Linked DNA regions of Mus musculus: all the other regions are linked to region 2. Evidence: chromatin loops called from intact Hi-C (ENCODE). Cell type or tissue: left cerebral cortex. All regions are shown on one strand.

Region 1 (5,000 bases), 660 kb before region 2:
CACACCCCCACTTATTTAGCTAAGAAACTAATAACATCATTTCAAACATTCTATCACATAAGCACTAGAGCGACTCCCCACACAGCTGGAGTGGATCCCAGAAATAATGTTTAAAAATGGTATTTAGCAATCCGGAATCTAATCCTAATTTATACACAGACACAAATACTGATTAGCGTGATCTGGTCGGAATAACAAATAACCATGAAAACTCTAATGCTTCTGCAGTGACATTTCTCCAGGATATTTATGTTAAATAAATTCATGACACTTAAGAGACTGGAAAGATGTGACTAAGATTAAGTTAGAAGCACTTGCTGCACTTCAAGAAAACCCACGGTCAGTACTCCACCTGGGCAGGTGGCTCACAACCCTCTGCTACTCCAGCTCCAGGGAATCTCATGTCGCTGGCCAGCAAGGGTGCACATATATGCACATAACCACCAACAACACCAACACACACACACACACACACACACACACACACCTTAAAATAATAATTTTTAAAAACCTTGTAAATTCATCAGGCTTTAATGTACTGTCCACAAGTAAAATACACATGCGCTCGCGCACATGCGCACGCACGCACACAAACACACACACACAGAGAAAACATGTTCTGATTTCTTAAAAAAGTATGTGTCTGTGTGTGTGACTGTCAACTACCAAAAGACAGAGCACTTGTAGAGCTATGATATAAAGCAATTCTGCTCTACCACATTTTTTTTCCTGTTTATATATGTTTCAGTTCTAGTTACTATTGCTGTGATGAGACACCAGGACCAAAACAGCTTGGGGAGGAAAGGGTTAATTCAGCTCACACTTCCACATCACAGTTCATCATCAAAGGAAGTCAGGACAGGAACTCTAGCGGGCGGGAACTTGGAGGCAGGAGGCTGATGCAGAGGCTGATGGAGGGGTGCTGCTTACTGTCTTGCTCCCCATGGCTTGGTCAGCCTGTTTTCTTATAGAACGCAGGACTGCAAGCCCAGGGGTGGCCCCGCCCACAATGGGCTCAGCCCTCCCACCATGAATCACCAATTAAGAAAAGGCCCCACAGGCTTTTCTATAACCTCAGTCTCACTTTTTCTCAACTGAGGCTTCCTCCTCTCTGATGACTCTGGCTTGTGTCAAGCTAGACAGAAAACCAGCCAGTACAATATGTAACCGCCGCCTAGATTCGATGTTTAATGTCAGGCTGGCTATCCAAACATCACTGCGTGTGACACACACTCCCCAAGTCTCCCTAGGTCAGTGTTCTCTAACATGTCCAGAACCAAGCACTGTGTTCAGCTGCTCTGAAGCTGCGGACAGACAGGAATATGAACTACCATTTGCCTTCACACCCGAGAAGGAGGCAGGAAGCAACTACTTGTACTTCATCATGTTCTTCCCTCTACTAGCAGGCCCTGGTGTCAGGGTGCTGCCAGACAAGGACAATAAGACGCTTTATTATATAGGGTGACTAAGAGCCTCGCAAGTACTGTTTTAGAATATAATCCCGGTAGGGAAGGCCACGGGATGGGAGTACAATTATTTCGTGCCAACCATTTCCAAAACTAAACATATTGTGGCCCTGCGAATAAGCACGCTCTGCGGTCAATTCTCTTTCAAATGCTTACAGGAAGCAATTCCGGGAGAGACGAACAACTTGCAATTTGCTTCTCACTCTGAATCCCACGACCGAAATGTGTAGAGCAAGCCGTTCTGACACCACAAAACAAGGGCAGCCTACATGAAGGCCAAATATAGGATGTGATTCTAAACCACGACGGAGAGAAAGCCTGCATTTCCTTTTCCAGCCTGCAAAAAAAAACCCTTTGAACACTCCCAAAAAAGGACGTCGGGGCCGGCACCTCCCTCCGGGAGGAAGCCCCTTTCTTCTCCGAAAGCCCTGCAGCCGGCTACTTCCCCCCAGCTCATTCACATCACTGGAGATAGATAGGGCTGCTGTGCGTACGCCCGCCGGGGGACCGGCGGCAGAGCTGGGCTGGGCGTCCCCACCCTCCACCTCTGATGTCATCCTAGCCATCTCGGCGCGGCTGAGCCCCACCTGCCCCGCGGGTCACTAGGTTCCGCACCCGGGACAGGGTTCCTCCTCCAGGCCACGCCACTGCAGCCCGCCCCCGCCCCAGGTCTTCAGGGTCCAGGAGGCCATGCACTGCGAGCCAGGCGGAGCCCCGCCCGGGCGCGCCCCGCACACCGGGGGTCCCCCGCGGACCCAGCCCCACGTGAGCGCTCGGCCGCAGGCTCTTCGCAGCGCTCAGACACCGCCTCACGGCTGCCGGGCCCACGGCTGCCCGCAGACGGCCATTCCCCAGCCGCAGCGCCCGGGGCATGCGCGTGCGCCCCGCACCACTCGGCGCCGCCGGCTCCTGTCAGCCGAGAGCTTCACACGCGGGGTCCCGGAGGCCGGCCCGCCCGCCCCGGGCTCGCTCCGGAGCTGCCCCGTCCTGAGCGCGCGCTGCTTACCAGAGCCCGGGTGCCTGAGGCGCCGCCGAAGTCCCTGCTGCAAAGCCCCGCGAAGCCTCCAACCGCTGCCGCCTCCCGCCTGGCACTGAGCGCCGCGCGGGGGAGGGGCGCGGCCGCCGCTGCCCAGGCCTTCGCGCGCGCGGGCCCCGCCCCCGCGCCGGGGCCGCGCCCAACCAGCGCCGCCGAACCACGCTTCACCACGCCCACTTCCGGAAGGTCCCGGTTAGATGCCCGGCTCTCCTTAGAGCGCCCCCTGTGGTGGCGCGGGGAGGTGCAAGGAGACTCGGAGCCCACGCCCGCTTTCCGGGGCACTTGAATGGCCGGGTGGCCACGCCCACGGGCTCCTTCCAGCCCCACCCAGGTCTTTAGAACCAGAGCGGGCGTTCTTAAGCTCCACCCACGGCCCTGCAGAGCCTCTCTATGAGGATGGTCGTTTGAGCGCATCTAACTGCCCACCGAGTCCGTGAGCAGGGCTTGGTTTCCCCCCGCCCCCAAAACCTAGCTTCCCCCAGTTGAGCGCCGCAAATCCCCGCTCGGATTTCCTGAAGACCCGGGGAACCTATGATCATCCTATTTGCTGTACCTCAAGCCCCGCCCACAGCCCTGAGCGTACTTAAACCGTAAGCCCCGCCCCAAGTTCTTAGCCCCACCTCCATCAGGGCTGGTTCAACCCTCTCACCCACGCTCTCTCCCACTACTCTCCAGGGCAGGGTGGCAACCCTTGGGCTGGACCACACCTATGAGAGAGAGCTAAGGAGAAGCAATGAAGACTCCCTGGCTAAAGTCCCTCCATATGAGCACGTGGATATGTGTCCTAGCCCTGTTACTCTCAAATGAAGTGACCCAGGGACCATTTCACTCACCTCTTTGGATTTCAGTTTCCTAATCTTGAGTGTAAGGTTATCCCACTATTAGCCAAAGCCCCTTCAGAAATATCAAGCTTTGAAATACCAAGATCTAAGGAAACTGCGTCCAGAGATCTGGGCCAGCTGAGGGGTTGGGCCATTTATTTCCCAAAGCAAGGCATCTTTACAATTCGCAGAGGGATGAATTTTCACTTTGTTTTAGCCTCAGAGATGTCCAGGAATCTGTGGTCGGCATTCAGTGGTAGAACCCCTGAATTCTTGTTGCAGGAATTAAGATAAACTGCCACCTCAAAACAGAAGGCACACGCCTTTAGTCCCAACACTGAGGAGGCTGAGGCAGGTGGATCTCCGTCAGTAGTTCCAGGCCAGCCTGGTCTACATACTGAGTTCCAGGACATCCAGGGATATGTAAAGAAACTCTGTCTCTAAATAAGTAAATAAAATAAAATTAGGCAAAGTGTGTGTGTGTGTGTGTGTGTGTGTGTGTGTGTGTGTAAATTATGTGTTGTGTAAATCTAGGTCTACCAGAATGAAGCAGCTTGCTCAGCAAGTTTTTACTCTCTGCAAAGCTCAATTTTTAAAGATTGGTGTGTTTATTTTACGTGTATGCCTCTGTGTATGTAATTACACCACCTGCATGCAGTGCCCTCATAGGTCAGACCAGACTGAGCTAGCCTGAATCTGGAGTGTCCGCAGGCTGTCAGAGGACTACTGTGGTTCCGGGAACCAGGAGTCCTCTGAAAAAGCAGGAAGTGCTCTTGATTGCAGAACACCTCTCCAGCGGGAGCTAGGTTTCTTTATCTGTGACTACAATAGCAGCCCCTCCCAGGCAGAGCTCAGTTTCTGGCTTCTCTCTCTCTCTCTCTCTCTCTCACACACACACACACACACACACACACACACACACACACACACACACGGCACCTATTGCTGTCAAGGCAGCGACTCAACTGTATGGAGAGTGGGTTGTGTTTTGCCTCTAAGCAGCTTATGCTAACTGGAGGGACTCAGTACTTCGTACCCGGCAAGATTTGCCACTCCACTTAAATGAGGTAGAGGCGGTAATGCTCCTGTTGCAGTCACCAGGCATATGGTGATGTAGAAAAACCAGTTGCTTTTGTTATGATCATTATACTTAATTAAACAAGGGGACAGACAGTGGGGGCTGAGTGTGTCGGGGAGTCCAGAGAGCACAGACTGCTTGAGAGAGAACTGAGAAATACAGAGAACACGAGCCACGCCTTTGGAAACAGAAGCCATCCAGCTGATGCTGCAGAATTGTCAGAAATTCTTTCAGCAACCCAGTGGCCATAGAAAGACTTCCCAAAATCCAGCAATAAAGATGAAGACATGGAGACTTGGAGGCATTGACTTGCCAAAAATTACCCTGCATGGACCAGGTAGAATCCTCATCTGTCTGACAGCACAGCCTGCTCTCTTAGCTGGTTAGTGATTACCCGGACGGCCTCAGGGGCAGGGGACGGAAGAGAAAAACCATGGACTTTGGATTCTGACAGGCTCGTTTAATTAAGAATGAACTTAAGTCCTTGTGTTACAGATATTAGACAAATCAGTTTCTCTTGTCTTATAGAGGTGTGTGTGTGTGTGTAGTGTACATGCAACTATGTGTGAAGTGGGTGTATGCATGCTGAAATCAAATGA
Region 2 (5,000 bases):
GAAGCAGCTGGCAGCCGATCCGGTTTCCAGGTAAATCCCCGCCCCCACCCACACTCCGGGAGCAGGGAGGGGCCAAGGAGGAAGGATGGACAGGCAGCCACTGGGAACTACAGCCAAGTGCAGAGGCAGGCTGGGGCTGCTGGAACCTCATTCACAGTGCTGATCTGAGACCCGAAACAGGGCCAGCTTCTGCCCCAGATAAGGAGTGTGTGGCCTACTTGGGCCTGCCCTGGAGGTCCCTTGCCAGTGCCTCTTCCAGGTTCTAGTTAGCGGTTGTTCTGCTCTCTGCTCGGCTCCTGAAAGTAGGCTAAGGCCTGATTGCAATCCACACAAAACCCTGGATGCGCTCACCAGCCCTCTAGGATGGAGGACCACCACTAAACACTTGCTGAGTGCATCTGGTGCTCTCTCTTGCCCCCCCCCCCACAACGGCCAGATACAGAGGAGATTAAGATATGTCTTCTCATTTTACAGACACCAAGCCTTGAAGATAAACGGCCAAGGTCAACCGCAGGCAAGGTTCTGGGAGGACGCCAGGCATCACTAAGATAAAGCCTGAGATCACTAAGCATCCCTAAGATAAAGCCCCTAAAGGGGCTGGATGGGGGTGTCTTGGAGGCTGGATGGGGGTGTCTGATTGATGTTTTACGTTTCTGCAGGGATCCTGAAGTTCTGTCTGGAAAGCTGGGTGTTCAACTTCTTTTGTGGCATACATTTTTTTTAATTCAGTTTTTCAAGACAGGGTTTCTCTGTGTAGCCCTGGCTGTCCTGGAACTCACTCTGTAGACCAGGCTGGCCTCGAACTCAGAAATCCACCTGCCTCTACCTCCCAAGTGCTGGGATTCAAGGCATGTGACACTACTGCCCAGTCTTGTGACAGACATTTTAACAGTTTAGGAATCTGTGTCTCCCAGGGTTCAGTTTCCCTGTCTGCTACCTGTGGGCTGTCAGGCAAGTAAGAATGGAAACACCTACTTAGTTTTAGGTGATACTGTGCCTCAGTTTCCCTACCTGTTAAATGGACGACAAACCGGAGCCTTACCAGGTATGGTGGCTTGTGGTCATATTTTCTGCACTCTGGAGGCTGAGGCAGGAGGATGGCTTGAAGCTAGGAGTTTGAGACCAACAGGAGCAACATAGAAAATACTAAGTGCCTGACTCCCGCGGTCAATGTATACATCTGTGGGATGGAGCTGACCAAGGATTCAGCATGTGGTTTGTGTTCCACAGATCTCAGCGCTGATGCCCAAAACTCCACCACCATCCCCAGTCGCTCCGTGGAAAAGGCAATCGGGAAGCTTCACGTCTTAGTTTTGTCCGTAAACTGAGAACAAGTGTCAAATATCAGTGTTCTCCTCTGTAAAATGTAGGCCATAAAGCCAATCTCACAGTTTTGAAAAATTTAAGTGTAGTATGCACTTTGCTCTGTGTGTGTGTGTGTTTAGGTTGTCCCAAGGTTTGATGTTGGGTCTTGCAAACCGCACCCTTTACCATTTGGTGTCACCCCAACCTATTTTTACTATCTTTAACACACTCCTCATAGGGCCTGTTCCAAGAGTAAACGGAATAATGCATAGTACCTACCCTCAAACAGGTACTCAGTGAATAGGATTACCTGCTTTCAACCCTTTAGGTCTTCGACAAAGGGACTACAACAACCAGCATGCCTTGCCCTTCCAATCGGGACTCCTTCGCCTGTTTTAGGCTCGCAGCAAGCCGGGAGTTGTAGTCCTCTAGGAGCAGGACCCGCCTCATCCCCGCTTGGGGAAAAAGGTTGGAGAGCCGCCCTGCCGGCCTTTGAATTTTGCCGCGAAAAGCGCGCGTGGCGGCCCCCAGCCCCGCCTCGCGGAGGACGCGGCGCCGCGTCACCGTGGTAACCGCCTCTCGGCTGCAGCTGATTGGGCCGTAACGCGGGGGGCGGACCGGGGGTGAGACGCAGCGGCAGGAGCGGGCGCCCGCGCCTGTCAGTCGTGCCGGAGCGGAGCAGCGGGCAGCATTGCCGGGCCGGCAGCTCTGCGAAGAGGCTGCGCGCGCCGGCCAGGCCGGGCGAAGAGCCGGGCCCGAGGCTAGGCGAGGGTGCTGGGCAGCGCGAGGTTGCGGCTCCGGGAGCCCCGCGAACCGTCCCGGGCCACGGGCACGGGAGAGACCTGTGCGCCGACCGCTGCTGCGGCGCTCGAGCACCATACCGGGTGCACGGCTCTCCATCCCCGAGTCTGCCCTGCGCCTGCTGGATCTGCTGGTCCTCAGCGCCAAGGCCCGCGAGGCTACATCCCAGTCTCTGCCGCTCGCTGCGGCTGCCACTGCCGCTGCTCGCCGGCTTCCCCTCCCCCCACACCCGGAGCTCGGAGCAGGAGGAGGAGGGGCCGGCTCATTCTCGGCGCTGCTCTCTGCAACCTGCGGGGGCCGGTGCACGCCGGGCGAGGAGCCCGGGCCGCTGCAGGTGCGTGCAACCCTCCGAGGAGACGGACTCTCCACCTCTGAGCAAAGCCGGGAGCTGCAAGCCGAGGGCGGGAGGGCAAGCGAGAGGAAGCAACAAAGACAGGCTGCAGCTGGGGCTGGCGAGAGGGGCCGCGGCCGCCGGCCTCCCAGCGCGGACGGAGAGGGCGCCCTGGGAGAGGCGCGGGCAGAGCTGCAGCGGTGAGCCGGGCCCCGAAGGGAGGCGCAGCGCCTCCCGCCGGACGTATGGAGCACAGTCTCCTGCGAGGATGCGCCGCCTGAGCGCGCGAGCGGCCGGGGTCCCAGGCGGACGCGACGGGTACTGAGAGGGGGGAAAAAAAAACCTTTTTCCGACTTCGGACGGCGCTTCCGGACGCAGGGATCGCCCTCACCGACGGCTCCCCTTTCCATACGAAGAAAGACATCGGCCCCCTAAGGGGGCCTTTCTCCAGCAATCTTTATCACCCCTGCATGGCCGCAACCCGCAGATCGGAGCGTCGTGGCCTCTGAGATTTGGTGCCCTTCGTCCGACTGCCTGATACGGTGAGTTGCGGGGTGCAGAATTTTGGGTTTGAGCTGGGGACAGCTCCTCGCAACCTGGCAACCTGGACTGGCCCTAAAAGGGCCCTAGGTTGTTGGGTGCCCAGAGACAGCAATGCTACTTGTCCACCCTTGTCCTGCCCACACAACTTATTTGGACTGGCTGGAGTGGAGATTGTGGACCCTCGTGGGTATTCTACTGACATCGGTATTTGTCAGAGGAAAGGCACCCCACCCATGAAGCTAACAAAGGTGGTGGCCCTGTCCTCTGGAGATTCTTAGGGAATCTTGTACTTTTGTAAAGATTGATTGGGGGCAGCCAGGGTTGGCCAGCATGGAGGGGGTCTACAAAACCACCTTTGGGATCTTAAAGAGACAGAGCTCAGAGACAGGGAGTCCCAAAACTTCATGTCTGAGGATGGTGTCTTTCCAGGCAAGACATTTGTGTGTCTATTGTTACAAATAACTCACAAAGACAGCATGTTCCAATGGGCTGCATGTGACATCACTGCCCGACCTTTGATGTCACCAGAATTGTGACAACACAGCTGGCTTTGAGTGGAGCCAGAATGGCCAAGGCCGAATGCCTTGGTGTAGTAGAAGGTGAAGGCCAACTCCCTGTCCTCCCCGGCCGCAATCTTATGACCTAAATCCCCACTCGAGGTGGGGGAGGGAGGCAGGCAGTGCCAGCTGTCCCTGCCCCTGAGGACAGGTGTTCAGAACTCTGCCTATGTCTCCTGCAGTGTCTGGAGTCTCCCAGACTCCCAAACAGAGCAACCTCTTACTTTTAAGCAGGATGCTTAAAAGGAGGTCCCCATGAACCCTACCATGTACCCAGCCAGCAACTGGAGTTCCCAGGGTCCCCAGAAAAATGTGGGCTTCAGCCTTCAAACAGGCTTCTCTTGAAAAGGTGAATGTCCTGCCTGAGCCAGAGAGAGAGGGGAGCCAGGACCTTCCTGGTGTGTGTGTGTGTGTCTGTCTGTCTGTCTGTCTGTCTGTCTGTGTAAGTTCAGGGAACTCCCCTGCTCTTCAAGGTAAGGGGCCATGGTCCAGCTGGGACTCCTGCCTTAGCTGTTCCCCTTCTGTCATTTAAGATGACTTTGACAAGCAGTGTAATAGATGCTCATTAAGCAAATACCAGGCCAGGGGGGATAGGTGGAGATGCTGAGAGCCCTCCTCTCCCCACCGAACTCTGGCAGCAGCCCTGTACAGTATGGAGCCCAGAGAGCTCCCAAGCCACAGCCTGCTTACTCTCATTTGCCCATCCCAGCAATCACTGCCAGGGCCAGATAGGGGGTAAAATAGCCACAGTCAAGTTTCTAGGGGAAAGATTGAAGACGCTGGCATTGTTGCTCCCATGGGGGGGGGGGGCGGGGACGACAGGTGAGACAGGGTTTCTCTACAGACCATTTTTACAGCCTCCTCCCAGGCTCTTCCATTAACAGGTCAATAAATACCGGGGTGGGGGGGGGAGGCCACTTTGGAGGTTTGGTGGGGTGATCCTGTTTCCAGCTGAAGGGTTTCTTTACACGCAAGCTTCCAAGGACAGCCAGCGGCACAACAGCAGATTGGGGGTGGAGTGGAGAGGGGAGGCTGTGGGCACAGGGCTGTTTGCCCGGCCTCTCTCAACACTTCCCAGCTTAGAAACAAACTTGGAGTGTGCGCCAGAGATACACACACACACACACACACACACACACACACACACACACAAACACGCGGTTGGAGGCCCTCTGTGGAGTATTTACAGTCCCTCAGCCAAGGCAGAGGGAAAGGCTGTCAGAGTTGGGCAACTCCTTCTGTTCCTTTCCCTCTGCTCCCTGGGCTTGGCAGTGAGCGCCAGACGGGGGGGGGGGGGGGAGCGGTGTGTGTGGGGAGTTGCCAGCTTACCCGGCGTCTTCCAGAGCGCCAGGCATTTTGCGGCATCTCAGCTGCTTCTCAGGAGTGGATTGTGCTGTGACCCATTTTGTGGATGAGAAACCCAAGGCTCAAGTCAAAGAAGTGATGATGCGCAGCCAGGCAGC
Region 3 (5,000 bases), 210 kb after region 2:
GTCTCTAGATGCTCTCGCAATTGTGTGTGTGTGTGTGTGTGTGTCTCCCTTTTGGGAAGTGATTGCTTGTTCCAGGATTGATTAGAACCAGAGAAAGAAGCAAAACCTTGTGATAGAAATTTTATACATATAATCTCCCGGGAGACAACAGTTAAGTTCATTTAGTCATGTCCATAAGAGGCCTTAGAAGCACGGGTCCTGTTTAATGTGATTGATAGTTGCCACGCAGTCCTCCATTAGAGCTTTTAGGTACTACTTTATGTATTAGCCTCATTCACTCTCCAATGACCCTGCACCCGAGGAGAATGCACTAGGTCAGTCAGGATTCGTGGACAACCATCGTTCTCATCTGAAAAGCTAAGGTTGTGTAGCTAGAGCCAATAAGGAAGAGGGGGTGCTTGCAGGTTGCACTGGACGACTTCGTGGCAGTTGTAAACATCTGGGCAGACACAGCACTTGCTTCGTTCTTCCTTGTGTCGAGAAGACAGAGCGCCTGAAGTCGTAACCCAAAGAATGAATTTTACTTGTGCATATTGTGAGCCAACCTGGATTCTCCATTAGTCCTTTGGGCCACAATCCTGAATCTGAATGGCTAGCTTAAGGAGACTGATGCGGAATAAACCTTCACGGCAAACGCTTTGAATTATAGCCGAGTTGGGAATTCAGACAAAACGGTCATTTTCAACTGGGCGGTTTTTCTCCTCCTGGGGGAACAACCGCTCCCGTCTGGAGACAGTTTTGGGGATAGTGAATACTGATGGCATTAAAGAGGCGGGCGTCCACCCTAACTTACAAAGCATCGGATGACCTCCGCGCACAGAACCACCCAGTTCAAAGATTCCAAAGCTTAAAAGCCCACAGACACAACTACCCCGTTATCAGGAGAGTATCTGGTGCCAGCTCTCCAGGTTCCAGCTCGCCGGTGAAAACGAGTTCCCGTTGCCCACTTCCAAAATGGTTTCTGACCAATCGTGGAAGGCAGCCTGGGGAGGCTCCAGCCGGATGGTTTGGTCCGGCCTGCGCGCTCACCCCGGGCTGCAGAGCCGATGGAAGAGGCCCGATTGTGGAGCGCACCACTGGAAGAGGCTGGGCAGGGGACGAGAGTCGCGGGGCGCGCATCGTGGACTTTGTGCGTGGAGATCTCGGGCTTCTCGGAGGCCCTGCGGTCCCACAGATCGTTGTTTGTTGTGTGTCCCGGGGTGGGGGCGCGGCGGAGCGACATGGAGCGCGGCTTGGGCCGGTCGCGCGGTCGCGTCCCCCGGCCGCGGCGCGCGATGGAATTCCCCGTGCACTTCCCTGTTCGGGGCGGTTCGGCCGGCAGCAGTCGGTTCGCGAGCTGTCAGCGCGGGCGCGAGCGCGCGGGGCGCGGGGTGGGCGCGGCCGAGCGGGTCCCCGAGCCGGTCCCCAGCCCGGCCCGCGACCCCAGGCCTGCCGCGCCGCCCGCTCCGGACTCGGAGGCCCTTGTCGCCCGCTGCGCCCCGCACTCGCCCGCTCGCCTTCCTTCTCCCCTCGCTCTCCGGCCGGTCGGGCGGGCCCCCGAGACCCCGTCGGGTCCAGGCTGGTGGCAGGCGGGCGGTCAGGCCCGGGTGGCGGCCTCCTCGCCATGTCCTCGGCCCGCGACACCAGCAGCCGCTTCCCGCTGCACCTCCTGGTCTGGAACAACGACTACGAGCAGCTGGAGAAGGAGCTGCGGGACCAGGTGAGGTGCGCGGCGCGGAGTCGGGATCCGTTCTCCTCCTGAGCCCCGGGATCCATAGAGCGCTTACCGTAGACCGGGCTCGGTGCCGGGGGCTTTTGGTCCATTCTCCTCTTTCTGATATCGTTAGGAATGAGCGCTTATTGTTCCATTTGACAGAGAAGGAAACTGAGACCCCAGAGCCTACTTGCCTTGCGCAAGGCGCAAGGCCATCGGGCTAATGAAAACCACGTCCAGATCGTTTATCTCAGGCTCGCTGGCCCCAGAATTCACCTTTAAGCTTTATGGCCTTGAAGACGGAAGAAACACACCTTACTCCACCCGCCCTGGTGCTGGGGAAGAGCTTGGTTGGCTTCGGTGGCCTGGTTCTAACTCTCTTGTGACCTTGGGCAAAGCAGTTACGTTGGGGGGACCCCACTTTTCCTTACCCATTGGATGAGGATGGAGGCAGTGACGACGGAAAACCCAGTACTTGTCTAAATTGATGGGGCTGCGGCTGGGCCTAGGAATCGGGGTTTTAACGAGCTCCCCAGGGTGGTTGGTTTGAGAATCTCTGCTGCTCAGACTCCTTAGGACCTTCCTGTTCTGAAGTGCTTTTTTTTTTTTTTTTTTTTTTTTTTTCTTTTCTTCCCACCTCTGTAAATCAGTGGTTCTCAGATGAAGATGATAGTGAATATTTGGGAATGCAAGGAGACAAGACGTTTTGGGTTGGGTTGACTTTAGAGGTGGGTGCTGTTGGCATGGCATTGGGGAGAGGCCAGCGACCTCGCTGTGCCTTACAGTGTTCAAGGCAGCCACTCACCCACCACTGAGTGTTATCAGACTCCAATGTTAGTTAGAGCCGTGGTGAAGAATCTTTGCATTAATATGAATTCTTATTTCATTTGTTTGGGTTTCTTGGTTTTTGTTCTTTTTGCTTGAGACAGGGTCTCACTGTATAGCCCTGCTTAGCCTAGAATTCACTGTGTAGCTCAGGCTGGCTTCTAACTTGGGGGAGGGGTAGCCTGCTGAAAGGCAGAGCCGCCCACCAGGAATGAGACACCTGCCATTAATGGCACTGCAGTCATTTCATTAGGCACGGGTGCCCTGAGTTGCTCTCTAGCCTGTAGCAAATGAGATAAGGATTTATAATTACTCCCGAAATCCGCCATAATTGTTACGGTTTGGCTTCATTCATTCGTCTTAGCCAGTGTGTCAGAGCCTTGCTTTTGAATGACTTAACCACTGACTCAGTAATTGTTGCGAACCCTTGGTTCTTTTGATTGGTAAACATTGGGCCAGCCCCACATCGAAGCGCTGTTGGAACGGTTCTAAGTGTTGGTTTGCAGCTTGCCATATATATATATATATTTAGTTGTATGGGCAGCATGGGAAGTCAGAAGTGGCATTTAAAAAAAGGATTCCATGGCGGGTGTGGCGGTGTACACGGGTAACCCAAGACACTCAGGAAGTTGAAGCAGGAAGATTTGGAGGCTAGCCTGGGCAACTTGGTGATGATCTGTCAGAAAATAAATAAGAAAGGATGAGACTGTGTGTATCGCAGTGGCCCCAACACTTGTCCATTGTGTGAGAGGCCCTGGGTTTCATCCTCAGGTGTGTGTGGGGCAGGGGAGGGTAGTCCAGACAGAAGACGGTTTTGTAAGAGTCATTGTTCTTAATTAGATGGCACAGTAACGACTTAGGATTTAAAGAGATATGACACATGCCCCCAGAGAGGATGATTCAGGCATCCCAGTATACCTGCTGATATAACTCTTTGCATCACACACACAGCTCAGAGGCCTTCTCTAGAATCTAAGCGAGAAGCTCTTCTGCCTATCCTCAAGGCCCACTCTGGACATTTCAAAGAAGCAGTAACCAGTTTTGACTGGACACGGTGGCCCACAGCTGTCGTGGAGGCTGAGGCAGGAGAATGACAGGTTCAAGGCCAGTCTGGGCAAGTTTGACTCTGTCTCAAAATAGAAATGAAAAAAAAGGGCTGGCGAGATGGCTCAGTGGGTAAGAGCACCCGACTGCTCTTCCGAAGGTCCAGAGTTCAAATCCCAGCAACCACATGGTGGCTCACAACCATCCGTAACGAGATCTGACTCCCTCTTCTGGGGTGTCTAAAGACAGCTACAGTGTACTTACATATAATCAATAAATAAATCTTTTAAAAAAATGAAAAAAAAATGCAGAAAAAGGAGTTGAAGCAGGTGTATCGCCCGGGGCTAGGACGTGGAAGGGTCCCGGTTCCGGTTCCATCCAGCCTTGGCACGGGTTCTGCTGTACACAGTGGTTCGAATCCCGAGCACCGAGCACCGTTGAAAGTACAGAGTCACGAGGTTAAATCGCATTTGATAGGAAGGTTTGTTGTCATCACACCACGGGCTTCAGGCCTGAGTTCTGTAAGCAGCTTTCTCCTCACTGAGGAGGAAGAGCTGTCTGCAGAAGTAAGAGGCGCACCTTGGTCAAGATCTCAGCTGTGACCCAGTCACCATTTCCTGAAAATGGCGATAAAGGTACCCGGGGACATTCTCCTGTCTTTGACCATGACAAATCTTGAGGACGTTTGGAATTAAAATTTGGGAATTAAAATCTTCTAATTTTGAGACAGGGTGTTACTGTGTACATCTAGGTGGCCTGCAAGTCATCTGTGTGGCCCAGGCTGGCCTCAAACCTCCTCAGTGGCCTCCCTTCTTAACCTCCCCAGTCCTGGGGTGGCAAGGCTTGGCAGGGCTTGGGAATTAAAGTCTTGCAGTAGATTCTATGGGAGAAAACTTAAGGTCATTGCTGCCCTTGACTTCAAGGTTGAGCGAATGCTCATACTTGCCGATCCTCTGGTCCTCTGGTTTTGACACTGCCCTAATTTAACACAATGGGTCCCTTGACAGTGTAGCACTTGTGTCTAGGGAGTAGACCTTGACATGGACATCTTGCCGGTCATAACCATACAGTTGAACTTCAGCAGGGACGGAGTAGCAGTGGAGGGCTGCCTCCTCTCTGTTGTCACGGTTATGAAATTTTTCACTATTTTGAATAAGGGGCATCTTGGACTTTCATTATATTGTAACTTATATGACTGGTTTGGGGTCAAGATAATCCATATTGCTAGAATATCCTTAAGCCACACAGCAGGAAGTGTGTGTTCATTCAGATTCTCCATTGGTTAAGAAATAGCCACCTTCCTCTTCGACCGGGAGGCAGTTGAGTTTAGTGGTCAGTACCAGTGCTGAGTTGTGGGGGGGGGGCGTGTGGCTTGCCCTTGTTGAATGATCACCTGTGAATTTGGGTGGCCTGGAACTTTACTATGTAGTCTAGGCTA

The links. Hi-C counts contacts between places; a loop is a spot of excess contacts. Peaks named below come from ENCODE experiments on the same cell type or tissue, not always from the same donor. Only the 100,000 strongest peaks of a DNase experiment are listed, where the experiment ranks them.
Region 1: it touches region 2 in a loop (5-fold over the local background); 1 of 42 quality-filtered maps calls a loop at or near these places.
Region 3: a loop joins it to region 2, with 4 times the contacts of the local background. A loop is called at or near these places in 1 of 42 quality-filtered maps.

The regions. Positions count from the first base shown.
Region 1 is chr5:113,906,139-113,911,138 of GRCm38, forward strand. It overlaps Coro1c (coronin, actin binding protein 1C), which reads right to left and starts at 2,568. Exons shown (of 11, transcript NM_011779.3): 1 at 2,473-2,568. In left cerebral cortex, CTCF peaks have their summits at 1,804 and 2,743; DNase peaks (open chromatin) are centred at 1,400, 1,780, 2,687, 3,066 and 1 more place; H3K4me3 peaks cover 2,221 bases; H3K27ac peaks cover 1,450 bases.
Region 2 is chr5:114,565,446-114,570,445 of GRCm38, forward strand. Fam222a (family with sequence similarity 222, member A) reads left to right here and starts at 2,806. Exons shown (of 3, transcript NM_001004180.1): 1 at 2,806-2,979. In left cerebral cortex, CTCF peaks have their summits at 1,793 and 2,679; DNase peaks (open chromatin) are centred at 124, 1,846, 2,252, 3,276 and 2 more places; H3K4me3 peaks cover 3,061 bases; H3K27ac peaks cover 1,142 bases.
Region 3 is chr5:114,773,626-114,778,625 of GRCm38, forward strand. It overlaps Ankrd13a (ankyrin repeat domain 13a), which reads left to right and starts at 1,515. Exons shown (of 15, transcript NM_026718.2): 1 at 1,515-1,699. The coding sequence starts at 1,604. 4930515G01Rik (RIKEN cDNA 4930515G01 gene) reads right to left here and starts at 1,358. Exons shown (of 1, transcript NR_027872.1): 1 at 108-1,358. It also overlaps a transcript of Git2 not described here. In left cerebral cortex, a CTCF peak has its summit at 2,216; DNase peaks (open chromatin) are centred at 539, 1,001, 1,297, 1,746 and 2 more places; H3K4me3 peaks cover 3,035 bases; H3K27ac peaks cover 2,080 bases.